Linked DNA regions of Mus musculus: region 2 is linked to region 1. The links are chromatin loops, found by intact Hi-C in ENCODE. Cell type or tissue: heart. All regions are shown on one strand. Each heading gives the region's core, and the rest is flanking DNA. Links, peaks and the distances in the headings are about the cores only. Region 1 has its middle 7.3 kb from the start of Gm36392. Region 2 has its middle 35 kb from the start of Zbtb14.

The links. Peaks named below come from ENCODE experiments on the same cell type or tissue, not always from the same donor. Only the 100,000 strongest peaks of a DNase experiment are listed, where the experiment ranks them.
Region 2: a loop joins it to region 1, with 4 times the contacts of the local background. A loop is called at or near these places in 9 of 42 quality-filtered maps.

Annotation. Positions count from the first base shown.
Region 1 is chr17:68,875,413-68,887,747 of GRCm38, forward strand. No RefSeq gene overlaps it. Among named protein-coding and RNA genes, the nearest start is that of Gm36392, 7.3 kb to the left of the region's middle. In heart, for the core only: CTCF peaks have their summits at 6,419 (motif pointing right) and 8,248 (motif pointing right); no DNase peak of the experiment used is centred there; H3K4me3 peaks cover 536 bases; H3K27ac peaks cover 400 bases.
Region 2 is chr17:69,343,000-69,355,334 of GRCm38, forward strand. No RefSeq gene overlaps it. Among named protein-coding and RNA genes, the nearest start is that of Zbtb14, 35 kb to the right of the region's middle. In heart, for the core only: a CTCF peak has its summit at 6,469 (motif pointing left); no DNase peak of the experiment used is centred there.

The DNA.
Region 1 (12,335 bases), core at 2,233-10,232:
TAAGTGCTTGGTTTTTCCTTTAGTGCCCTCTACTGGTTTGACTTGCTGACTTTGATACGCTAAAGATTTTTTTGATACACTTGGATTTTGAACTGTGAACATCCTTTACTTGGCCATCTTGCTAAAAGATTTTGTTGCCTAGGAACCTGCTATCCGTCGGCTGAGATCATGGATTCTTCTTGTTTAAGCCCGTGACTTTAAGCCATGGTTTGTACACATTTATTACACTGATCCCCGCTCCATGTCACTATACTGTGTTAAAACTGACAAGCTGACTTTTGCTTCTCTCGGTGATTCCGAAATTCTGGAGAGGTAATGGTAATGTCTAGAAATTCAGCTTCTAAATAGGAAGAGAGTTTGGGTAGCTTAATACGTTGTATGTGGAATTCTTCCTCCAATACCAACCCTTATGCTCACTTGTTGCACTGTTTCACAGGTCGACTTAAGAAGGCAAAGCCATGACCAGCTTTTGCTTTGACTTAACTATTTGCAGGTGCTTGTTCTGCTCTTCTATGTGTCTGATCAACCCCTTCTGAAAACCCAGATGTTCCTTCATTTTATTTACTGTATTACCTCAAATAGAGGCCTCCCGCTAATTAGTCTTCCAGATGGCTTTCCGACGGAGGGGCGTTACTTAAACTCTGCTTGCACCCAGCTTGGAGAGCTACCCTGGGGTTTGCTTGTGTTCTTCTGGCATGCTCCCCATCTCAGTGGTGTGCTGAACACTGGAGCACATCCTCCCTTTTTTCTGCTCACTGATGAGGTATAATTTATGTTGATTCAACTCTTCACAGATTGCCATCTGCCAGCTTTGCTTTTTCCTGATCCCTCGTCCCTTTCCTCTATTGCATTTGGTTATCCTGGCAGAAGCTCAGGTATTGGCATGGAGCAAAGACACTTGTCAACTTATCAACGGCAGAAGTCTCACATGAAACGCACATGCTGCGCAGGCGATTGATTTCTTTTCAATATCAACCATAGTGATGATTCCATTTGGCCTTTCATCATCTAATGCTAGGTAGGAAATCGTATTGCTGCACCTGTTGAGATCTCTGACCTAGAGCTGGATGAAGAAGCACATTGGCATCGATATTTTCCAAATAACCTCTTGGCTGGTATTCACTGCTCCTGTTTATGTTCCCAGGAGCTAGATATTTGGGACCGTCATGGTGTCAGTACCCAGATTCTTGCCGTTTCTCATGGATCATACATCAATTGTAATGAAGACTTCTGTTATCAAAGAGCTGTATTCACATTCTTTTGTAAAAATCTGGACACATCTTTCTACAATCCTGGACTGTAGGAAAATCTCCTTAGTGCCAATTAGGAAGCAGGGGAGTATCATTTAATTAGTAAGAATATTTAAGCATGCTGAAATTTTCCATCAACAGACTAAAGTGAAGCACAAGAACATCTTGATGTTTTCTAGAAATACTTTCCATAAGCCAAGGTTTCTCAGTCTTCACATTATTGGCATCTGGGGACATATGATTTATAATTGTAGAGGCATCCCATTCTGTAGGATGGTTAGCAGCATCCCGAGCTCCTACTTAGGAAGACAGTCGTTTCCTGTTCTCCAGGGTAGGAAGTCTCCAGGAATTATTATGAATTATTATTTATCTTCATATTCTCCCCTGCTGAGAACTACTTATTACAAGAATACTGATGAAAGGAAATACTGAAACATCAGCCATTGCCCAGATCTCCAAGGGGTGATGGTTAACTAACAAATCGCTGCACTGCAAGAAAAATGACAAGAATTAAAACATCACACACACACACACACACACACACACACACACCTCCTACATGGGGAGCAATATGGAAATATTTCATTCAGACTGTATCTCTCCCCAGTACTCAAACTTAGGGCATGGGCTTAGAACCCACCTGTCATATGCTCTCATGTTGTCATTTTGAAAGACTTATTTCTTTCTTGAAGATCAAGAACTGGTGATACTTGCCCTGGGTCACTGGTAGCTTATGCCTGCTTTCAGGACCTCTGATTTAGTGGGCTGATTCTGAGAGTGAAGAGGAGGACACAGACATGTCTCCAGTGGGCTCCAGGTATAGCATGATGCTTAACCCAGAGACTTCTAAATGGGGGCCCACTCATGGCCTGTCTCCATGTGGATATTACTCATTTTCTAGAATCCAGGTCCCTCCACTCCAATGATCCATCAAACTGTAGAGAATGGTCACTGTACCTACAGACAAGCATGGCATTATTAAGTCCATTTTAGTTTTCTGGGAAAGCTTCTCCAGGGGGTATGCTAACCCCCCACAATGACTGTCAGAGATCATGACAAAGTTTCCTTAGTTTTGTGGAATTGAGTATACAATAGAATGAACCACAGCCCTGCAATATGAAAACAGTAAACCTCTAATATGATGTAGCTAGGTCTGGACAGAAGTACAAGAGAAACCAAGCCCTGGCCTTACAAAACAATTACAATGAAAGCCACTATCCAGTCGACATGGTAGCCACCATTTAAAATCATAGCTAGCTCTGTCATTTTGGACTAATGGGACCCTTCACGTTTATTATGGTCAACAAGGACAATGTCTTTATAATGCAATGGGAAGAAGTGATCATTGTTGAGTGTTTCAGGTTTGTTGTAAGGATTAAATGATCTATTACTTGTAAGCCAGTCCTGTTTTGGGAACAGCAGTAGGGTCTGAGAAACTCTAGAATGGCTAGAATCTTGTTATCACAGGGTTAACGGGTTAAGAGTGGCAGTGTCATGCCCACTTCATTAAGTATCTCAATAGGGAGATCTGAAGATTTGGATTGGATACTGTTTTAATGTGTCCACCAACTATTCCTACGCTGGATTCCTGGTTCCCCAGTATGTTGGTCTTAAGATACGGTAGGGCCTACTAGAAGATAAGTCATGATAAAAGATCATTAGGAAGTTGCACGCATCAGCAAAGATTCGGGCAGTTCTGTTGGGGCCCTGGTTAATTCTCATGAGAGAACTTCTATAAAAGAGCAAGCCAGACACTCCTCAGAGTCTGGTCCTGCCTTACCAAATTCTCTCTTGTTTCTTAAGCACAGCTGTTGTAATGCCATGGGCCTTGGGACACAGGCAAGATCGCCATGCTTTTGAGCTTTCAAAAAACCTCTTTACCTTATTTATTTCTCAGCCTCATAATTTTCTTATAACAACAGAAAACTAACATGCACTGAGGTAGAAGTAAAAAAATGCTAGAAAGGAAGTTAGACATCACTCAAGAATTTTTCCTTTTAAAAAATTGAGAATTTCATATATATGTGTGTGTGTGTGTGTGTGTGTGTGTGTGTGTGTGTGTGTAGAGAGAGAGAGAGAGAGAGAGAGAGAGAGAGAGAGAGATTATTTTATATAGCACACACATATATAATTTTCTGAAGTCTTCTAATTCTTTAAATAAGGCCCCCTTATCTCTTTATCATATCAATTATCTACCTATCCATCCATGTATCATCATCTATCATCTATCTATATCATCTTCTATGTATCTCCTCTCTCTATGTATCTATTTATCTTTATATATCTATTTATCTATGAATTACCTATGTATCTATCACCTACCTATTATCTATCTATCTATCTATCTATCTATCATCTATCTATCTATCTATCTATCTATCATCTACCTAAATCATGTATCATTTTATTTGTACTGCTGTTTCTGTCCTTGTGGAAAAGCCTAAATACTAATTTATTTCCATAAACAACCTAAATTTCCCTTTTCTGAATAAAACAATAAACTGACACCTTATAAAGATTACAAGGTGAATATTTGGGGGAGGCCAGTATTTCTTCTATTATACACTATGTCAAAAGCTTTGATACATGCCCAAGAGCATGAAGTGCTTCCCACAACCAGGGTGTTGCCCTCCTAATGAGACTTAGAGCCTAAAATCTCCCTGAAGCCCCTGAAGCTTTTTTTAACTTACAAGGTAGTAGAGGGCAGGATGGAAGGCAAACTTTCAAAGAACCAGAACAGCTGAGGCTGGGCTAAAAAGTCTCCTGATTCAGAAAGAGGTTGGTTCAAATGTCAAGAGAAAGACTGTCCTTTGATTCACAACTGTTTATGTCCCTGGCTATGCAGAAGAGCATGGTCCGAGTGTTGTCTAGCAATTTCCTCCACGATAAAACATCCCATTTGAAGGGAAACTTACTAAGGTGCACAGAGAAAAGAAGCATACCTTAGCAAGGATGCTCTTTAATCTCAGAGAGCAAACACGTAAAGACTTCAGGAAGTCCCTAAAACTGATTAGCGTCACTAGGCTCCACCTTTCATGCCTATATAAGCAGAAAGGACTGCTGGGAGACTCTCCCAGACCAGGTGTGCTCCCTTGAAGAGACAAAGATGAGAGAACTTCTTGGAGGAGGCTCAGATCACTTGAGCTGCCTGAGTCTCTCCAACCTGCTCAGCTTTCTACAGGTTGTATTATGAGCTCCGGGTCTCTGTCTTTCATGGGTCATCACACATGCAGGATGGGTCAGCTTACTGAGAGTGTGTTGAGTCACCTCAGCTTCTGTAAGTACCTCTTCACCAGTATCCCTGCAAGTAGCCCCAATAAAACACTGACCAAGTTGGTCTTTGGCGGTGTCCTTATTTTCATCCATCATTTGTTTCCCCACTTGGTGTAGCTACATGTTTGCTCATATCTCCCCAGGAATGTCACACAACACTGAGGTTGACTTAGAACACGTCAACTTACTGGCTAGCTGAGTCCTACTAAAGTTGCCAGAAAGGTTTGACAACTATCACAACTGCAAGTCAGACTACAGAAGTTCCTTTCCCAGCTGGGAGCCTGGGAATCAGAAAGGCACAACATTTATGAAGTAAATGTCACTAGCTTCCACTTCAAGCATTCTTTTCGAATAGAAACCATGAAACGTGGCAGGGAAATATGGCCTAGGCTCCAAATAAGAGAAGGGTCGCCAGTAGCAAATGTGGGTGACCTAGACACTAGGGTGATGGTCAGACAGGGTTGTTCACCTCATTCTGACAGAGCTGAGGGGAGATTAACAAGTAACTGACCTCTGGGCAGTAAAGCTGTGCCTCATGGGAATCTGGGTTACCAATCCGGAAGCTACTTTGTACCTACTGTAGGTGGCCAGGTAAGAAACATACACCATGGGTTATGAATGTCCGGCTTCATACACTCAGAGGACAGAGTCACACATTGGGGAAAGCTGACATCCAGAAGGAATCCTAGAGTGTTTGGCTGAAATTGTAAATACCAGAGTAAGAATCCAAATGTTTAAAAGCAAGTATTAGTATTCAGTGGGGGTTAAAATTAAATGTAAAAGGAGTAAGAGCAGATAGAAAATTGTCCTTTAGACTATCACAGAAGAGACCCAACCGCATATCTTAAAATCTTAAAGCTGGGCATCTTCAGACTCCCAGCAGATCTCCTCAGGAAAATAATTAACTTCAAAGAAAATTGTGTAGCTTGAGAGTGGAGAGCTTCAGAAGTCACCAATAAGTAACCAAGACTAATGCCAATAACATGAAGGGCCACCCCATTATAGGCCCCATTACTATACTTCTGTAGTGTCTGTTGGTAATGTATTACCCAAATCTCTTCACAAGAAAACAGCAGACAAAGCCAAACTCAAGAGATAATCTACCAAAAACAAACAAACAAACAAACAAACAAAACAAAACAGAACAAAACAAAACAACAGCACTCAATAGAAGTCTGGAGAAACAGGAAACTACCAAGGTTCTGCTATGCACTGGAGACAGAGACAAGACAACTAAACACAAGATGGGATCTTAGATTGGATCCTGGAACAAAGACAACAAAAAGCTGGGAAAATCTTAAGTGCAGACAAACAGCTATTGTTTGGTGACTAGGAACATGGAGGTATTCACCCCTCCTTCTGGTCACTGTCCAAGGGTCAGGCTAGATGTTAACAGGAATCAGAACAAGCATGGGCAGATCTTTCCATGTTGTTCTTGCAAGTTTTCTGTAAATCTAAAACTATAGTGTTAAAAGGATCCCAAGGGATCCAGAGGAGAAGAAGAAGAAGAAAAAAAATGAGGCAATATGACTTGAAAGAGAACTTCCAGAAAGGCATATTAACTGATTAATAGATACATAGTAACTGATAAATCTAAACATAGTAAAAACGTTTTAAATGAATCAACTAGAAATGTCAGAACTAAAGAACACCGAGATCTGGGCTGCAGAGAGGGCTCAGCTGGTCCAGGCACTTGTAAGCTACCCCTTCCAGCCTGAGTTCCCACCTGGACTCCCACAAAGTGGCAGAGAACTGGTTCCTGAGCATTGTCCTCTGACCTCCCAACCCACGGGGCACAGTCAGGCACACAGAAAAACAAACAAGAAACAAATAACATTTAAGAGAGCGCTGACAGTTCAAAGTAGGACCCTTTTATAATTGTGCCGCCGCTAGGTGGAGCAGGTGGAGGGATACCTGTGCGACTCGTTTCCTAGGACGTTCTGATAACAGCCACGTTTGGGAACTACTCATTGAATGAACATTATGATAAACGTCACTAAACGTGGAGTATGATGAGGGATCCTAAGGTTGCTGCTGCGTTTGAGGATTTTGATTGCGTTCAGCCGCGTGGAAAGGGCACAGCACAACACAGAAGATGATGGCGGCGGCGGCTGGAGCCAGAGGATCTGTCTTTCAGTGTTCCTCTGCTTTCTCTCTCACCAGAGGCCACCCTTGAGCATATCCCGGTCTCCATGAACAAGAACACTGCTTCTGCCCAGTGAAACCCTTCACAAAGTCTAAGGCTCTTCATAGGAAAAAGTTGTGGGGAGCTGGTCACATAGGTCTCCTCTGTTCAGCACATACTGAAATTTCAGATTAACAGAACAGCAACCACGGCCAGCTAGGAAAAGCTGAAATTACAGAGGCACTGCTTGCCTTCAGTCTCATGGCCTGGCCAATGGCAGTTCCCAAGCAGCCCTCTGCGGGAATGGCATCATGGATCTGACATACTCAATCCCTCATTAACATTGACACTGCACTGAGCCCTTCTGTGAACACAATCACCATGTTGGCTGTTTTACATACATTGCCTCATATAATCTTCGTGGCAATTCTCCACATTGGTATTGATTTTTCTAGAGGGGGATTGAGACTTACAGATAGCCCCCCCCCCCAATTTATACTTACACACTTTAAAAAAATTAATATATTTATTTGTTTACTTACATCCCAACGGCAGTTTTCCCTTCCTCCTCTCCTCCTAGTCCTTTCCCCACACCAAGATGACACTTCAATTCTGGAAAAACAACAACAACAACAATTTAACAAATTAATCCCATTACACAGCATGTAAGCAATTAGCTATCCTTCAAACTCACAGTTTGGTTCATGCTGGCTTGAATCTTTGATTTTTTTTTTTTTTTTTTGAATTACAAAAAGCTAACAGCTACCCTCCTTCTATATGGAACTTTTTTTTTTCATAAAGGGTGTTTCCAAAAGTACCTAAAAGCAAATTTTATAAACCTCCTTTTTAAACAGCCACCACTTATGTAAGTAATAAGTAGTATATATGCATATACCTAAGGTAGACCCTGAGGCTTAATGCCATCCGGTTAGTTCCCACCTCTCTACACTGCTGCACTGGGAGTAAAGGTTTCAACACACGCTTGTGGAAGGACAGCTTGGCACCATAGCAACAAAACATTATCCTCCCCCCCCCCCATAAAACACCTATATTATTCATCCTATAGTACAGCGGAGCCCTCCATGTTCCAGTGGAAGGATTTCTGGATAAGAAGCACATGGGTTCGGTTTACACAGTTAAGTTCTTTCCTGACAGATGCCATCGCTGACCATCCTTAAATACAGAAATGCAGGTAGAGTTTGGGTGTGCTAATTGCACACATGAGCCAGTATATTTCTCTCACTGCTACATTCCACATGGAGAACAGCTGTGACCTGACAGCTTTTGCAAAAATGTATTCAGGTACAGTAGCAGCGAACTGTATCCAGATGCCTACATGCTGCTCTATGTCTGAAAGGAAGCTGGGAGTCAGAAACCAACAGCCATCAGATGTGTCTCACCTTCAGATAAATATTTCATGCTCACAATAACTTTTTCCAAATGCAGCTTGACTTTCAAGTACACTGACACTTGTCCAGGCAGCGATCTGCACAAAACACAAAGGCCAAGGGAACAGCATTTTAATTTAATCACAGGCCCTGTGAATATTCTCCCTCTGTGGGAAAACCAGGGCCTTTGGTACAGAATAGTAATTACAGCCAGTAGATGGCATCTAAAAGCTAGGATAATATTTCAGATCTATATTTAACCCCAGACTTGCTCATTTCCAAAGGTTGACCCTCTAGCGTTAGTCATATTGAATCAATTTTAATTTTCAACCCTATTCACACCAGAGTTGAACTTAAGATTTTTTTCAACCAATAAACTCTTATCACTTTTACTGCTCACATAGTGCTGCTGCAGTAAGCAGACTAACACAATACTACTACACAGTAAGCAGGTTAATGTGGGTTCTCCGAGCAGCTATCATTTAAAACATTAACCATTGAACAAAGGCTTGTCAAGTATCCTTGGTGTTGCCTGATTGAATAAACCAAACTGATAAATCTTGGACCAGGACCAAAAGATATAATGAGTCTCACACCAAACACCCTTCAACTTGGATAAATTCCAGGGGAGTCAACTGAGTTTAAAAGTTTCACAAACAATTATATTACTGAATAGGGCACAGCAGAGAGAGAGAGAGAGAGAGAGAGAGAGAGAGAGAGAGAGAGAGAGAGAGAGACAGAGAGACAGAGAGAGAGAGACAGAGACACAGAGACAGAGACACAGAGACAGACAGAGACACAGACAGAGAGAAGCCAATAGATTGAGTTCTGTTCCATGCAGCTCAATTTGCTTTTGAGTTGCCTGTATTTAGCTATCTGCAATTACAACAAATGAAAGTCATTAAAGACATATTTATTTTCTTACACAACCTCAACAGGCCTCGCCACATATATATAATATTTTTGGAATGCTGTCCACAGTTAAGAGACTGGATATTTTAAAGAGACATTAGCCTTTAAACAAGTGTTACAAGATTTAAGGATGATGAAGTTTTAAAAGTTGTGCTGTATTTTGTATCGTGATATTAACATGACCCCAAGGGGATGCAAAACAAAGAAAAGGTATGGTTTTCAGAGTGATGTCTTTGTCAAATTGACAAGGGTCAATAGTGCTGATCAGTTTTGATCAACTAGATTCAACTGAGAAACTCTCTCCATCAGACTGGTATGCGGGCCTATCTATGGGAAGTTTTTATGGACTGTTGTACAATCCCTGGGCAGGTAGGCCTGGGCTGTATAAAATGACACCTGGGTGTGAGCAAGCAACTTTCTTAGAAGAGCCATCCCTGCCTCTACTGCTTGAGTTCCTCTGTGACTTCCTCAGTGATGGGAAGGATGAGATGTGTGACCCACTCCTCAACCAAAATGAGGCAGACTCCAGGCTCACTTGTCCCGGCTCTGCAACACCCATCAAGAATCAAAGATCTCAATTATGGATCATTAATGTATCTTGGGACAGTTTCTAGGTGTTTCTGTATGTTTTGGTAGATGACTTGTTGACACACTGATTGCATAAATGAAATAGCACTCGTGTGAAAGCAATGAACAAATGTCTGGGGTAGGGTGGGGGGCAAAGAAAGGGAGAGAACCAAGCCAGAGACCTGGTTCTTTAATCATGAGCCACAGAAGAGTCAAATCCCGTGTCATCCTGCAGTAAACGTTACATCAACACTTCATCTGATATTTATAGTATAACAGCAGCCCTGCTGTCTGGGTCCACCAGACATTTCTTCATCCCTCATTCCATCTTCCTACCACATTCTCACTTTCACATCACTCTAAGGTATTTTCTGGTGCTAGTGGCAGACAACGGACCAGAGAATGCTGCTACAACCAGAAGTTTAGAGCATACGACAAACACAGCATCCTTCCAGATCCTGGTGAACCTGCACTATGTCTTATAGATGGGAAGATTACCATTCTATTTCATCCAAGGACGATGGACTGGCTGATACATGGATGCGAGATTCTTCTGTTCTACCCGAGGATGCTTCAGCTAGATACAAGGACTCAGTTCACAAAGAACCTTATAAAAAGACAAAAGCACGTGCAGTGGATATTTCATTAAATGTCGTGCATGCACATGAAATCTTCACGAAGGATAAAGCTCAGAGATTACCGATGCTTGGTATTTTCGTACGTCTCTAAAACATAGAATAAATGAATGTGTGAATGAATAACAGAAAGAGATATGTTTCTGAACCAGAATATTGAAATCTAGAAGTATTACTAGGAAAGATACTAGAGTCGGTAGAAGTTCACAGATGGCTAGGGTCCCTCCAAAGAGCGTCTTCTCAGATTCATGGTTTCTCTAGGACCAAGCTCTTGTTATCAGGGCTGGTCTTAGGCTTTTGTGTGTTTTAGAGGTCCCTCCTCAAAGAACATGTGTGGCTTCTTCTGTGGGGGGAAGTTCAAGCCAAATGGCAACCCCAACATACCTGTTCTTTTTGTTTTCGAGACAGTGACTTGCTCTGTCATTCAGATGCATTGGATGTAGCATGTAGCCCAGGATAGCCTTAAACGTAGCATGTAGCCCAGGATAGCCTTAAACTTGTGATCCTCCTAATTTAGCTCCCCGGGTCTTGGGATCACTTATATGTACCATCATCCCTCTCCAAGATGTCCACTTCTAGCCAGGCGTGGTGGCGCACACCTGTAATCCCAGCACTCGGGAGGCAGAGGCAGGCGGATTTCTGAGTTCAAGGCCAGCCTGGTCTACAAAGTGAGTTCCAGGACAGCCAGGGCTAAATAGAGAAACCCTGTCTCAAAAAACAAAACAACAACAACAACAAAAAGATGTCCACTTCTGGTGTATAACTCCTTTGGTGATTTCAGTTGCAAATAGCCAGCACATGGTCAATGCGTTCAGTGGACACTGCACCACCACAGTTAAAAAAATATATATGGTCACACGATTTTTAACAGATGTGGGACGTCAGATCATGAAGGCTTCATTTAATAAATATTTTACTGATTTTAGGATATGGTTCAGAGGTAGAACAGGCTCAACCATTACAGTGTAGTCATATAAGAAGCTACTTAGGGTGAGTATGGCTTTGTGCCCTGCTACTTAAAGGCCACTGTGGGCTTAATACCTATCAGAGCCAGACACCTGTTCTATGATCCTGAGTTTCTTTCTTAGTATTAGCTTTCTAGGGCTCAGCGGTTTAGGTACGGTGGGACAGGGCTTTGGAAAGCTAATTATACAGGGAACTAAAAAGCCACATGTGGGTTAGAATCCCAATCAGTCCTATGGGTATGTTTCCCCTCCGATGGTGCCTGCTCTGCTCTACTCATTGAAAACTCATTTATACTAAAAAGAACACATCTGGGTGGCTGAAAAGCTTTCAGACACGGGGATTCAATGGCTGTAATTACTCTGCTTCGTGAAGCTGCTCTGGGTAGCTTGAGGACCATCAGGTGGGACATGGGGGTTGCCTGCACACTTCATTGCAAAGCACTCTTCCCTCCACAGCTTCTGATAAACAAGTGATTTACAATCAGTTCCTGAAACGGAGTGCCGGCTGGATTGTTGCCTTTATTGCAACAATCTAAGTAATGACAATATGTGATTGATTAATTGGGTAGCCAGGTATCAAAAGGTTCCCTTGATTATTGTGCACAGGAAAATTCAAAACTAGTATTGTCCCACTTAATGTAAATGGTGTCACATAAAATGTGGCACTATCACAAACCTCTGACTAACACGGAGATGAGGCACAGGGGTCACCCTGTCCCTGTAGAATTTTCTGGATAGCCCAATCCTGCATTTCTCCTGCTCAGACCTCTCAGCTCTCATTTACTTTTTACTTTCTCTGAGATCCAGCCAGCTGGAGTCCTCTTGCCTCTTAGCCGCCTTTATTTTGAAGGTGACTTCGAAGAAAGTCTCAGCATTTTCTTTTTGAAACTGGATTCGGATTCTTCTACATGATAACAACCAGTTGTGCCAGCACCAATTGTTGAAAATGCTGTCTTTCTTCCACTGGATGGTTTTAGCTCCCTTGTCGAAGATCAAGTGACCATAGGTGTGTGGGTTCATTTCTGGGTCTTCAATTCTATTCCATTGGTCTACTTGTCTGTCTCTATACCAGTACCATGCAGTTTTTACCACAATTGCTCTGTAGTAAAGCTTTAGGTCAGGCATGGTGATTCCACCAGAGGTTCTTTTATCCTTGAGAAGAGTTTTTGCTATCCTAGGTTTTTTGTTATTCCAGATGAATTTGCAAATTGCTCCTTCTA
Region 2 (12,335 bases), core at 1,719-9,718, 470 kb after region 1:
TACATTCCAACTATTACAAGGTTTTCTGTTGCATGTACTTAAAAAAAAACAACTAATAACCACAACATGGTATCTCATTATAAATGTAATTTGCATGTCTATATTCATAAGTAATGTTGAATATTCTATATCCTATATAGTAATTTGTATTTGTTTTCCAAGCAAATGTCTATTCATGTCCTTTGTCCATTTTAAAATCAGAATGTTTGAGCTAGAAGATTTCTCTCTATATTCTGTATATGAACTTCTTATGAGATGTAAAACTTAGAAACATTTTGATTTCTGTGGATTGCCTTTTTCTTCTGTTGATAGTGCCTTTTGATTCACGAAGTGTTGAAATTCTGAGGGAGCCCAGTTCATCTATTTTGTTGCCTATGTTTTTTTATATCCTATCCAAGAAATTCTTGTCAAATTCAATGCTTTCCCCTAAGTACTTTATAATACTATGTCTTGTGTTTGTGATTTTAACTCATTTGTGGTAGATTTTGCACTTGGGTCTTTTGCGTATGGATGTCTAATTGGCCAAATATCATCTGGTGAAAAGACTTTTGTTTCTTTACTACATGCTCTCAGAATCTGCTGAAAAACACTGGACTATACACATGAAGGTACCTGCAGGCTTTTTGTTCTGTTGCATTAGTCTGTGTCTCCGTCTCTCTCTACCACACTCTCTTACTGGCTAAACGTTATAAGCTGTTGTTTGTTGTTTAAAACAAGGTCTTTCTATATAGCCCTGGCTCTTCTGAAACTCAATGTGTCGACAAGGCTGGCCTTGAACTAACAGAGATCCACCTGGCTCTGCCTCCTGACTGCTGGGATTAAAGGCACGCCCTAGCACACCTGGCTTTTATATGTTTTAAAATTGGAGATTATAATAACATCCACTTTATTCCTCCTTCTCAATATTGTTTTGGCTGTTCAGGGTCCTTTGTGATTAAAGAACAATGTATTTGGGGAAGGATTTTTTTTCTTGCTACAAAGAAATTGAACTTTTATAGGAGTTGCGGTGAATGGATTGACTTTGGACAGTGTGCTATTTTCCTAACAGTGAACCGTGAATCTTCCAATCCACAAACTGAATATGCTCTTCCATTTATGTCCGTTTTCAAACTCTTGTTAATTGACTAAATTTGCTCATTGACTACTTTCTATGTGCTTATGATACATTGTGTCTATTCTTATATCTATCATTCTTTCCCCAACACAGGTGACCCTTTCCCACATGCATGTCTTTTGCTTTTATAACCATGTCTTTATGCAGTGACGTCTGCGTGGCCACAAGTTTGGAACTACCCACTGGAGTCCTGTGGGTTCACCTCGGAGTCCACATCTGAGGACAGTTGCTATCCAGGATATGAATCTGCTGTCTCTTATCCCTAAATATTTTATTTTTTTAAATGACGTTAAAATGAAACAGTTTGCTTAACTTCCTTTCAGACCATTTACTTTTCGTGCTTAGAGACTCAACCGATTCTCTTGCAATATTTAGAAAAATTATATTCTGCAGTTCCGTTGAGCCTCTTTGCCCACATCTGTGTCTCATATTTTGCTGTGCCGTGAAGAAACCAGATGCAAAGTCCCAAGCCGTCAATGTCCATTCTCTGTACTTATGCCATATTTTACAAATTTTTCCTTTTACCAACCTCTGGTTCATGTTGTGTTTTACTTATATGTTATTGGGGTAATAAATAAATGGGGTAATGACCCCATAATGTACTTCTGGCCTTTGAACCTCTCCTTTAGGCTATATAAAAATGATTATTTAATAGAATTTATACACAGGATTTAGATCCAATAGACTGCATCTGTTCTTGTGCCCTATTTCCTATGTCAGCAATGTTCTTAGGATTTTGGTGGACATCAAGGGAAAGAAGAGAAGAGGTGTGGTTTTCACCTAATTGTAAATTTGAACAAGGCCTGACGGTTTTATATTACTCCTGTCATTGACAACTATAATTTTATAGCCTAGGCCGGGTCAATCTTTGAAAGCAGCAGATGACATATCTCCCATGCATGGAGCTAGGAAGCAGCAGCCAGGGATGTTACCATAAGCCAGAGACACTGTGCCATTTCCAGGGCTTTAGAAAGGTCATTCAATCCCTTCCTCTTCCTTGCTATAATGTGATTTTCTTTTGAGTTTGATGTATGTAGTAAAGATAAAAATCATGCATAATATGATATTTTCCTTCTGGACTATAACTTGTGGTCGAGAGTCAATATTATTGAATGAGTGATTTAATGCAGGAATATTGCTGAGCTAGCCTTGTGACCTTTGGAGCATCAGTTGTCATTTTGTAGGATGATTTGTTTCTGAGCAAATTGGATTTTTCAAGAACACAGTGGCTATTCCTTTCTTCTGATATAATAAAACACTTCCTTAACTTGCATGAGATAACCTTATAGATGCATACCCTAACCTCCAGCTTCCCCTAACCCTTAACAGTTCTAAGATCTGACAACTTAAAGGCAAATTCCCCAAACTTAAAAACTACAGAAAATGATATTTTTGCATAAAACTACTTGGTCATATACACAGAGAAATCATAGTTTTGGTGATGGCCTAGATTTTAAGGCATATATATATATATATATATATATATATATATATATAATTTTAAGGAACACACACATATATTCACAGTCTTGGTTAGGGTTTCCATTGCTGTGAAGAGACACCATGGCCAAGGCAACTTTTACAAAGGACATATAATTAAGGCTAGCTTACAGGTTCAAAAGTTCAGTTCATTATCATTAAGTCAGGAAGCAGGGTAGCATCCAGGCAGACATGGCACTGGAGAAGGAACTGAGGGTTCTACATCTTCATCCAAAAGAAGCCAGGGGCTTACTCTCTGTTCTAGGTAGCTAGGAAGGAGGGTCTCAAAGCTCATCCACAATGTGATACACTCCTCCAACAAGGCCACACCTACTCTAACAAGGCCACACCCCCCAATAGTACCACTTTTTGGGCCAAGCATATTCAAGCCACCGCATATATTCATATATGTATATTCGTGTATACATATTTATGTGTATACATATATATATACATATATATGCATATATATATATACACACATACATATATATTCATACACACACACACACACACACACACACACACACTTTAGAAATGTCAGGCAATGTATATTAGACATTTTCCTCCTTGGCTGACTGACACTCTGTTGCTCTTGGCTCATAGGCCCCGCCCCCCCCAATGCACCTCCTAGCGAGACCCCGCCTCCAAACCACGAACCCCCACCCCCCTCCTAGAGTCTCCGCCCCAGGGCGGGGCCAAGGCTAGTGCAACTGGCTAGTTCATCCAGTTCAGCCTTAGCGAATCCTAGCTCCTGGCTCCTCCCAGGTCAGTCCCCACCTCCCTATCTTCTCCACCTTTGTGTATGCCCTTTCTAATAAAATTAACTCATCAGGTCCAATGTGTGTCATCCACATACTCCTAGATGTGAGGCCATCCACCAGAGCCTGCTTGACCTACCAGGGGCTAAGTTCCCTTAAAGAAAACTGAACCTCCATCTCCCAAAAGTCTCATCAAATGGCAACGACTTCTTGGTTGACCTTCCCTCTCTCTGCTGGATTTTTGTCAGGGGTCAAGATTAATTCTGTATATTTAGATTCCCACTTGTCCCAAAACATTTGATTAGACAAGCAATTCCTCCCATACTTGTTAGCAGTGTGTGCTTTTCCATAAATCAGTCATCGATTTTACCGTGGGCTGATCGTGGCTTCTCTGCTCTGTGCTTTCAGCTGTCCTTGTGGACAAACAACACTTAATTTCAATGGCGTTATAATAAATCTTATCCAGCACTGAGGGCCTGAGCAGTGAATTTATTTTCAATATTCTTTGCATTTTTCACTTCCAAATAAAACTTAGAACTAACTTGCAAACTTTTATAACAAAGAAACCTGCTGGAATTATAAGTTGTAACTGTATTGAATATATCGATCAATTTTTGGAGAGCTGACAAACTATTGAATATATCGATCAATTTTTGGAGAGCTGCCTTGCATGTTTTAATTCATTAATATAGATGCTATTCAAAGTCTTTAATACATTAGCATGTCATGCCCCTCCATTTATTCTAAGGTTTCACTAACATGTTTAGAATTGGTGTGTGTTTGTGTGTGACATGTACATGGGTGTGTATATCTGCCAGTAACTGCATCCCTGTGTGCATATATAGGTATTAGATGTAAGTCTGCCAGTATCTGCATTTGGGTATGCATGTATAGATGTTGCATGCATGTCTGGCAGTACCTCCATCTGTGTATATGTGTATAGGTGTGTACGCATGTCTGGAAGTACCTACACACATGTGTGCATGTATAGGTAGGTGTGCATGCATGTCTGGCAGTACTGCACCCATGTGTGCTCGGTATGGAGGTCAAAGGTTGACATTAGGTATCTTCCTCTCTCACTTTCCACTTTATTTTTGGAAACAAGTTTTCTCAGAGAATTTGAAGTTCACTGATGGTCTGGACTGGCTTGTGGTGAGCACTACTGTTTCTGCGTCCAATTACTTAGATCATAGGTATAAACCTATACCTAAGTTTTTTACAGAGGGACTGAGGATCCAAATTCAGGTCTCCATGCTCTGTGCAGCAATCACTTACTTCAAATACAGTGTCCCAGCCTTGCATTGTTACATTTTGATACAATGATTTTTGCATTAAGCATTTTTTGTTTAATGCATTTATCCCTATACATGTTTGAGAGTTTTAATTAATATTTTTAAATAATTTAAAATTTTATTAATAATAATTATGCATATTCACAGGGCATAGTTCTTGCAGAGGACCTGAGTTCGGTTCCTAGTATCCACATTAAGTGGCTCACAACCACCTGAAATTCCAGAGCCAGGGGATTCAATGCCCTTTTCTGGTCTCCTCCAATACAGGCACACATACACACACACACCCCACAGAGATACATAGACCACTGCAAATAATAAAAGATTTTTAAAACATCTTTATGTATACATTTATCAGGACAAGGAAGAAAAACCTGTTCACTGAAAACTCTAAAATGTCACTGAGATAAATTAAGTAAGACATAAATCAGTGAAAAGTCTTGCCCATATTTGAGGTTTAGAAAAACGTAGGTAGGACTGGTCACATGACTTAGCGTAGTTTTCCTATCAGAACTGCAGCTAGCTCGTCCATGGAAACTGACAAGCTGATCCTAAAACTCGTGGGTGATAGAAACCAGAAGAGACAAAGCAACCTCAACAAAGCACAGAATTGGAGGATTCATTTCCTCATCTTTCTTATTGGATATTTTATATTTTTATTGGTTATTTCAAATGTTATCCCCTTTCCCGGTTTTCCCTCCAGAAACCCCCTATTCCACCCTCCCTCCCCTTGCTTCTATGAAGATGTTCTCCCACCCACCCTGGGGCATCGAGCCTTTCCAGGACCAAGGCCCTCTCTTCCCATTGATGTCCAACAAGGCCATCCTCTGCTACACATGAAGCTGGAGCCATGGGTCCCTCCATGTGTGCTCTTTGGTTGGTGGTTTAGTTTCTGGGAGCTCGTGGGGGTCTGGCTGGTTGATACCCAAGATACAGTTCACAGACCGCGGTGAAGCTCAAGAAGAAGGAAGACCAAAGTGTGGCTGCTTCAGTCTTTCTTAGAAGGGGGAACAAAATACTCACGGGAGGAAATACTGAGACAAAGTGTGGAGCAGAGACTGAAGGAAAGGCCATCCAGTGACTGCCCCACCAGGGGTTCCATCTCATATACAGTCACCAAACCCAGACACTACTGTGGATGCTGGGAAGTGCTTGCTGACAGGAGCCTGATATAGCTGTCTCCTGAGAGGCTCTGCCAGTGCCTGGCAAATACAGAGGCAACTCACAGGCAACTATTGGACTGAGCACGGGGTTCCCAATGGAGGAGTTAGAGAAAGGACTGAAGGAGCTGAAGGGTTTGCAACCCATAGGAAGAACAACAAGATCAAGTCCTCATCTTAAAGCTCAAGGCTTGCCTCTTGTCTTTGATAATCAGGCGGTGCCCTGCTGTGTTACTAGTTTGGCTTTCTGTACTTCCCTATCTGATTTCCTCCTCACTGCAGTGGGACCATTAGCTCAAAGCTGTCTAGGGGCAAACCTCGAGGTCTTACACATCCATTGCATTAAATAGACGCAAGATAAACACATGCTTAGCTAGGCAAAGTTGCTTACATAACACAAGTCCATTCCTAACGCTCTCTGTCTATACAGAAGACAAACTCTGTAGCAATTAAAAAACCCACACTTCTGCCCTTTGGAGACACTGGGAGGTCCCCCAACCCTCACCACACCCCGCACCCCCAAACTCCGCTTGCCTTGTCTGGGAGGAAAATCATCCCCTCCAATCACCTGTCTCTGTGGGAGATCCCTTGCTCTCCTCCCCTTTGGATGGCGACCCTGCAGCGCAGGCAGCCTTGAGGAACCTGGGCATAAAACACTGCCATCTTGTGGCTTAAAAGTTATCATACAAGTGAATGAAACAGAGTTGAGCATTCATAAAGAGAGCTTTAATATTATGGTCAACTGATGTCTCACACGGATGCCCCAACCACTTGATGAGAAGGAATAATCTTTTCAAGAAACAATAATAGAACAACTCAAGAATCACATAACATACAATTTCCTCCAAAATGATCATGACTTTAAATATAAAAAAGTAAAGACTAAAATCTCTTAGTAAAAAACAAGAATAAATAATTGTGGCCTTGTGATTTGTTTTTATAAGACATTAGAGATGAAGGAAGAAATGGTAAATTAAATATCAGAAAAATGTTTGTGCTTAAATTAATACCATGAGGAAAATAAAAAGCATACACAGAAATTCCGCAGCCAGCCTCACAACACCTAGAGGCAGCTCCACTCCCAGGCACTCCAACACGCCCAGGATCAGAGATCACAGGATCCCAGGAACTTGGTCACACCAGGATCTCAAGGTCCCAAAGGCAGCTTGACTCTCAGGAGCTCGGACACAATCAGGATCTCAGTGTCACAGGATCCCAGAATCACAGGATCACAGAGACAGCTTGACTTGGAGGAGTTCTGACACAACCAGGATCACAGGAAGGACAGGCTCCAGTCAGACATAGCCAGAGCAGGTAGCACTAGAGATAACCAGATGTCAGGAGGCAAGCATAAGAACATAAGCAACAGAAACCAAGGTTACTTGGCATCATCAGAACCCAATTCTCCCACCATAGCAAGTCCTGGATACCCCAACACACTGGAAAAGCAAGATTCAGATCTAAAGTCACTTCTGATGATGATGATAGAGGACATTAAGAAGGACATAAATAAATCCCTTAAAGAAATACAGGAGTACACAGGTAAACAGCTAGAAGCCCTTAAAGAGGAAACACAAAAATCCCTTAAAGAATTACAGGAAAACACAATCAAACAGGTGATGGAAATGAACAAAACCATCCAGGATCTAAAAATGGAAATAGAAACAATAAAGAAGAAACAGCAAAGGGAGACAACCCTGGAGTTAGAAAACCTAGGAAAGAGATCAGGAATAATAGATACAAGCATCACCAACAGAATACAAGAGATAGAAGAGAGAATATCAGGTGCAGAAGACACCATAGGAAACATTAACAAAACAGAGTCAAAGAAACTGCAAAAAACAAAAAGCTCCTAACCCAAAACATCCAGGAAATCCAGGACACAATGAGAAGACCAAACCTAAGGATAATAGGTATAGAAGAGAGTGAAGATTCCCAACTTAAAGGGCCAGGAAATATCTCCAATAAAATTACAAAAGAAAACTTCCCTCACTTAAAGAAAGAGATGCCCATGAACATACAAGAAGCCTACAGAACTCCAAATAGACTTGACCAGAAAAGATATTCCTCCTGTCACATAATAATCAAAACATCAAATGCACTAAACAAAGAAGGAATTTTAAAAGCAGTAAGGGAAAAAGGTCAAGTAACATATAAAGGCAGACCTATCAGAATTACACCTGACTTCTCCCCAGAGACTATGAAAGCCAGAAGATCCTGGGTAGATGTCATACATACCCTAAGAGAACACAAATGCCAGCCCAGGCTACTATACCCAGCAAAACTCTCAATTACCATAGATGGAGAAACCAAGGTATTCCATGAAAAAACCAAATTTACACAATATCTTTCCATAAATCCAGCCCTACAAAGGATAATAGATGGAAAACACCAACACAAGGAGTGAAACTACTCCCAAGAAGAAGCAAGAAAGTTATCATCTTTCAACAAACCCACACAAACTAATTCCACCTCTAACAAGAAAATTAACAGGAAGCAACAATCACTTTTCCTTAATATCTCTTAATATGAAAGTTAATATTACCAATTTATCCTAATCAATTGAAATTCAAAAATATGAGGAATTAGAAATTTGTCGGCTGTCTAATTTAGTAATGGGAGAAATAGGTCCAGTATTATACAATCCATATACACTTTCTGCTTGTTTGTACATGACAGTGCCACATAATGGCCTTAAAATTTTGCTTCTCCTATCTTAGCCTCTATATTAATAGGATTATTTATTTGATGTTTTGACACCATGCTGTGGTTTTCAGAACAGCTTACACATTTCAAAATTATTTATACAGCCAAAAGAAAAGTAGACAATTAATTTGGGAGGTGGCTTGTAAGAGAACAACAAAGAGTGAGACTGAAGGCTTTGCTTGATATTTATAATTATTGTCTCAATTTTGAAGGCTTTGCTTGATATTTATAATTATTGTATCAATTTTGAAGAAGGGGACTTTATAAGTTACTCTTAGTCTGAAATGAATGCTTTTGAAAATCATCACAGCCAAGGAACCAGAATCTTACCCTCGCCTAACGTCTGTGCCACCCTCCAAGCAGAACCATTCTTCATTGAAACAGTTGATGAATGACTTCATGGATAGACCATCTCAAAACACACACCATTTCTTAAATGAATGTAACCTGTTCTCTGCCGGCTGAGAATGACGACAATCACTCAAGTCAAATAGCTTTGACCGTAGCAGGAAATCTGTATCCAAAAATCGTGCCTACAGTTAATTCCTTGGTACAGCAGAACTGTCAACTCTTAGCTTATCTATCTACTATGGAGGTAAAATCCTTTGATGATGTGAGGGATATTCAAGTACAGCCTTATTACAATGAACTCCAATGTCCAAAAACTGTTCTTATTTTGTGTTTATACCACAGTAAGCCAAGATTTTAAGCTCTACTACAAACAAAACAAACAAACAAAAAGACTGTATCTATTTATGTTCATTAAAAAACTAATAGTGATATATTATTTTAAAATATATGTTAATATATTTTAATATATATTTAAAATTTATATTGAGAAAAACGTATGTATTTTCAGTATTGCTGTAGACAAATATCTACATAAGACTGTTCAACTGATTGTTGCTTTATATCAAACAACTTTTATAATACTCATTTTTATTGTTACAATATTTTATAAATTTTAAAGAATATGATAAAAAACGAAAGGTATTGCAGGTTTTGAAGGGGGAGGGCTCTCCGGGAGGAGTTGGGGTACAAAAGGGAAAGAAGAATGTGATGTAAGTCTATTTACTCAAAATATGTTTTTAAATGTTAACAAATTCAGATAAATTGAAATTATGTATCTTTTCTCATCATAATGCAATAAAATTTAAATCAAAGGGAGAAAAGCATATAGGATGAAAGCAGGTAATTAAGGGTATTTCTAACAAGTGCTTTATATCTGAAATATAAAGCTTATCGTTACAATTTAATAATAAGCAACTCAACTGAAATGCTCACGGACTTTGGTAAGGTATTGTAACCAAATCAATACACAGCACACAAATAATACATGGATAGCAATAAACACATGAAAATATGCACAACCTCTTTGTCTTGTTAATTTTATATCATTTTACTTACGCACACATGAGTCTAAATGATGCTGTGAGGGTGAGCCCCTTGTGATTTCCTTTAAACCAATAGACTGGGGTGATAGTTATTGTCCAACATGTGTGTGATTCTTTTCCAGGCAACTGAAGGCCACTGGAGAAAAGATTTAGGTCTCTTGAGAAAAAGTTCAGCCTCAAAGACTGCATTCACTTAAAAACTGCAGCATCTGCTGCTCTCTGCCCCTAACCTGATAGCCTACTCGGCAGAGTTTAGACCCAGTGGTCCCCATGGTCATGTGAGTCAATCCTCCTATATTTAAGTAAATTGCAAGATAGATAGATACTAGGTTATATAGTAGATGATTGATAGATAGATGATAAATAATAGATGATTGATAGATGATTGTCACGTAGATAATAAGTAAATAAATAATAAATGATTGATATATAGATAATAGGTAAATGGGCTAGTGAGATGGCTCAGTGGTTAAGAGCACTGACTGCTCTTCTGAAGGTCCTGAGTTCAAATTCCAGCAACCACATGGTGGCTCACAACTATCTGTAATGGAATCTAATGCCCTCTTCTGGTGTGTCTGAAGACAGCAACACTGTACTCATATACATAAAATAAATAAAATCTTTAAAAAAAGATAATAGGTAAATGATTAATAGATATATAGATAGATAGATGATCAATAAAATAGATAAATGGATAAATAGAAAATAGCTGTTGGATAAATGATAAATGACTGATAGATAATAAAGAGATGATAAATATGTACACACATAGATGCTACATGAAGGTATAGGGGGCACATTTATTATAGTGACTTTATGGTGTTTATTATTTAAAATAATTTTTGACATTAGATATATTTTGATCATATTCTCTCCTCCCCTCTCCCCCCATCTACCTAAAATTTAAGTTCTTTCTAAAAAAATCAAACAAACAAAAACCCAATACAACAGAATTCTCTGAAACCAAGAAAACAAGATAAAGTATCACCCCAAAAGAAAGAAACAAAACTACCAAACTATAACCAAATGAAAGGGAAAACCGAGGAGTCCACTCTATGTTGTTCTGCTACTCCTGGAGGTGCTTTGCCTAAGTCTGTCCTGCACCTTCTTCTGTGTAGCCCCTGTCTCTCTCTCTGTCTCTCTGTCTCTCTGTTTCTCTGTCTCTGTCTCTGTCTTTCTCTCTCCTGATAAGACTCTGTAGATCCTTTTAATACGTTCACTTGATCTTTTTCTTTCAAATTAAAAATCCTTCAACTACTTTGTAATTCTTGGCCTTTGAACCTCCTAACTTTTGATGGTTGGTTTGGGGGATTCATTTTCCATGTCTTCTGCCCTGCTCCCCATGGTTTTGAGACAGGGTCTGGCCTAGCTCTCCCTATGTAGAACAGGCTGGTCTGGGAAACACAGAGATCAACCTGCTTCTGCCTCCCGGTTCTGGGGTTAAAGGCTTGCACCTGCATGGTCAAGGGTGATGGGCCTGCTTTGGGAAGCAGGGTTATAGGTTGTGATGGCAGTAATAATGGTGAGAATTAAGATACCTAGTTACGCTGGGCGTGGTGGCACGCGCCTTTAATCCCAGCACTCCCAGGCAGAGGCGGGTGAATTTCTGAGTTTGAGGCCAGCCTGGCCTACAAAGTGAGTTCCAGGACAGCCAGGACTACACAGAGAAACCCTGTCTCAAAAACAAACAAACAAACAAACAAACAAAAGATACCTAGTTGCTCAGAGAATCATGCAATCTGGGCTAACTTGTTTTGTCTTGGTCTGTGGCCTTGCTATTGATCACAGGCTGGACTTTGCCATCCTTCTGCTTCTACCTCCAAAGTTCTGAGTTTGGCTACATACTGAGAACCTTCTAGGCTTTTAATCTTTTGTTTCTGAAAGGATGAAGCAAGCTACTTTGAGATGAGTTTATCATCTTCCTGAGAGATCCTGTTAAACACCATAGTCTCATGTGTGGCCAGATGGCTCTGCCAGCTAGCAGGGTCTTTCCAGATACTCATACTTGCATATAAGCCTGATGTAGTTAAGCTTGTAGTCCTCTGTAAATCTGTGTTAAACTCCAGTAGCTTTATGCATTACTTAAGCTTTGAGGAGTCATGAGTAAATTAGATCTGTGTGAAGTCTGGAAGGACATGTGTTACATGATAAACTAGTACACACCTAAACACTGATGCTACAAACATAAACCCCCATCTACCCTTCATTCTAGCTATTGGTGTATGTCACTGTAGGCTGCTCTAACATCTCAGGGTTCCCATGCTTTATAGAACTGTTTAGGGTAGCATTAATAGCGGTGCCTTGAAGATGGAATCACAACCAAAGAACAAAAAAGTGTTGAAGTTGGAAGAGATCGGGGGAATCAAACTTAGAGGAAATTGAATTGGTAAAGAAAGAAGCATGTATAAGTTGATCAGCCAGTGCCAGAT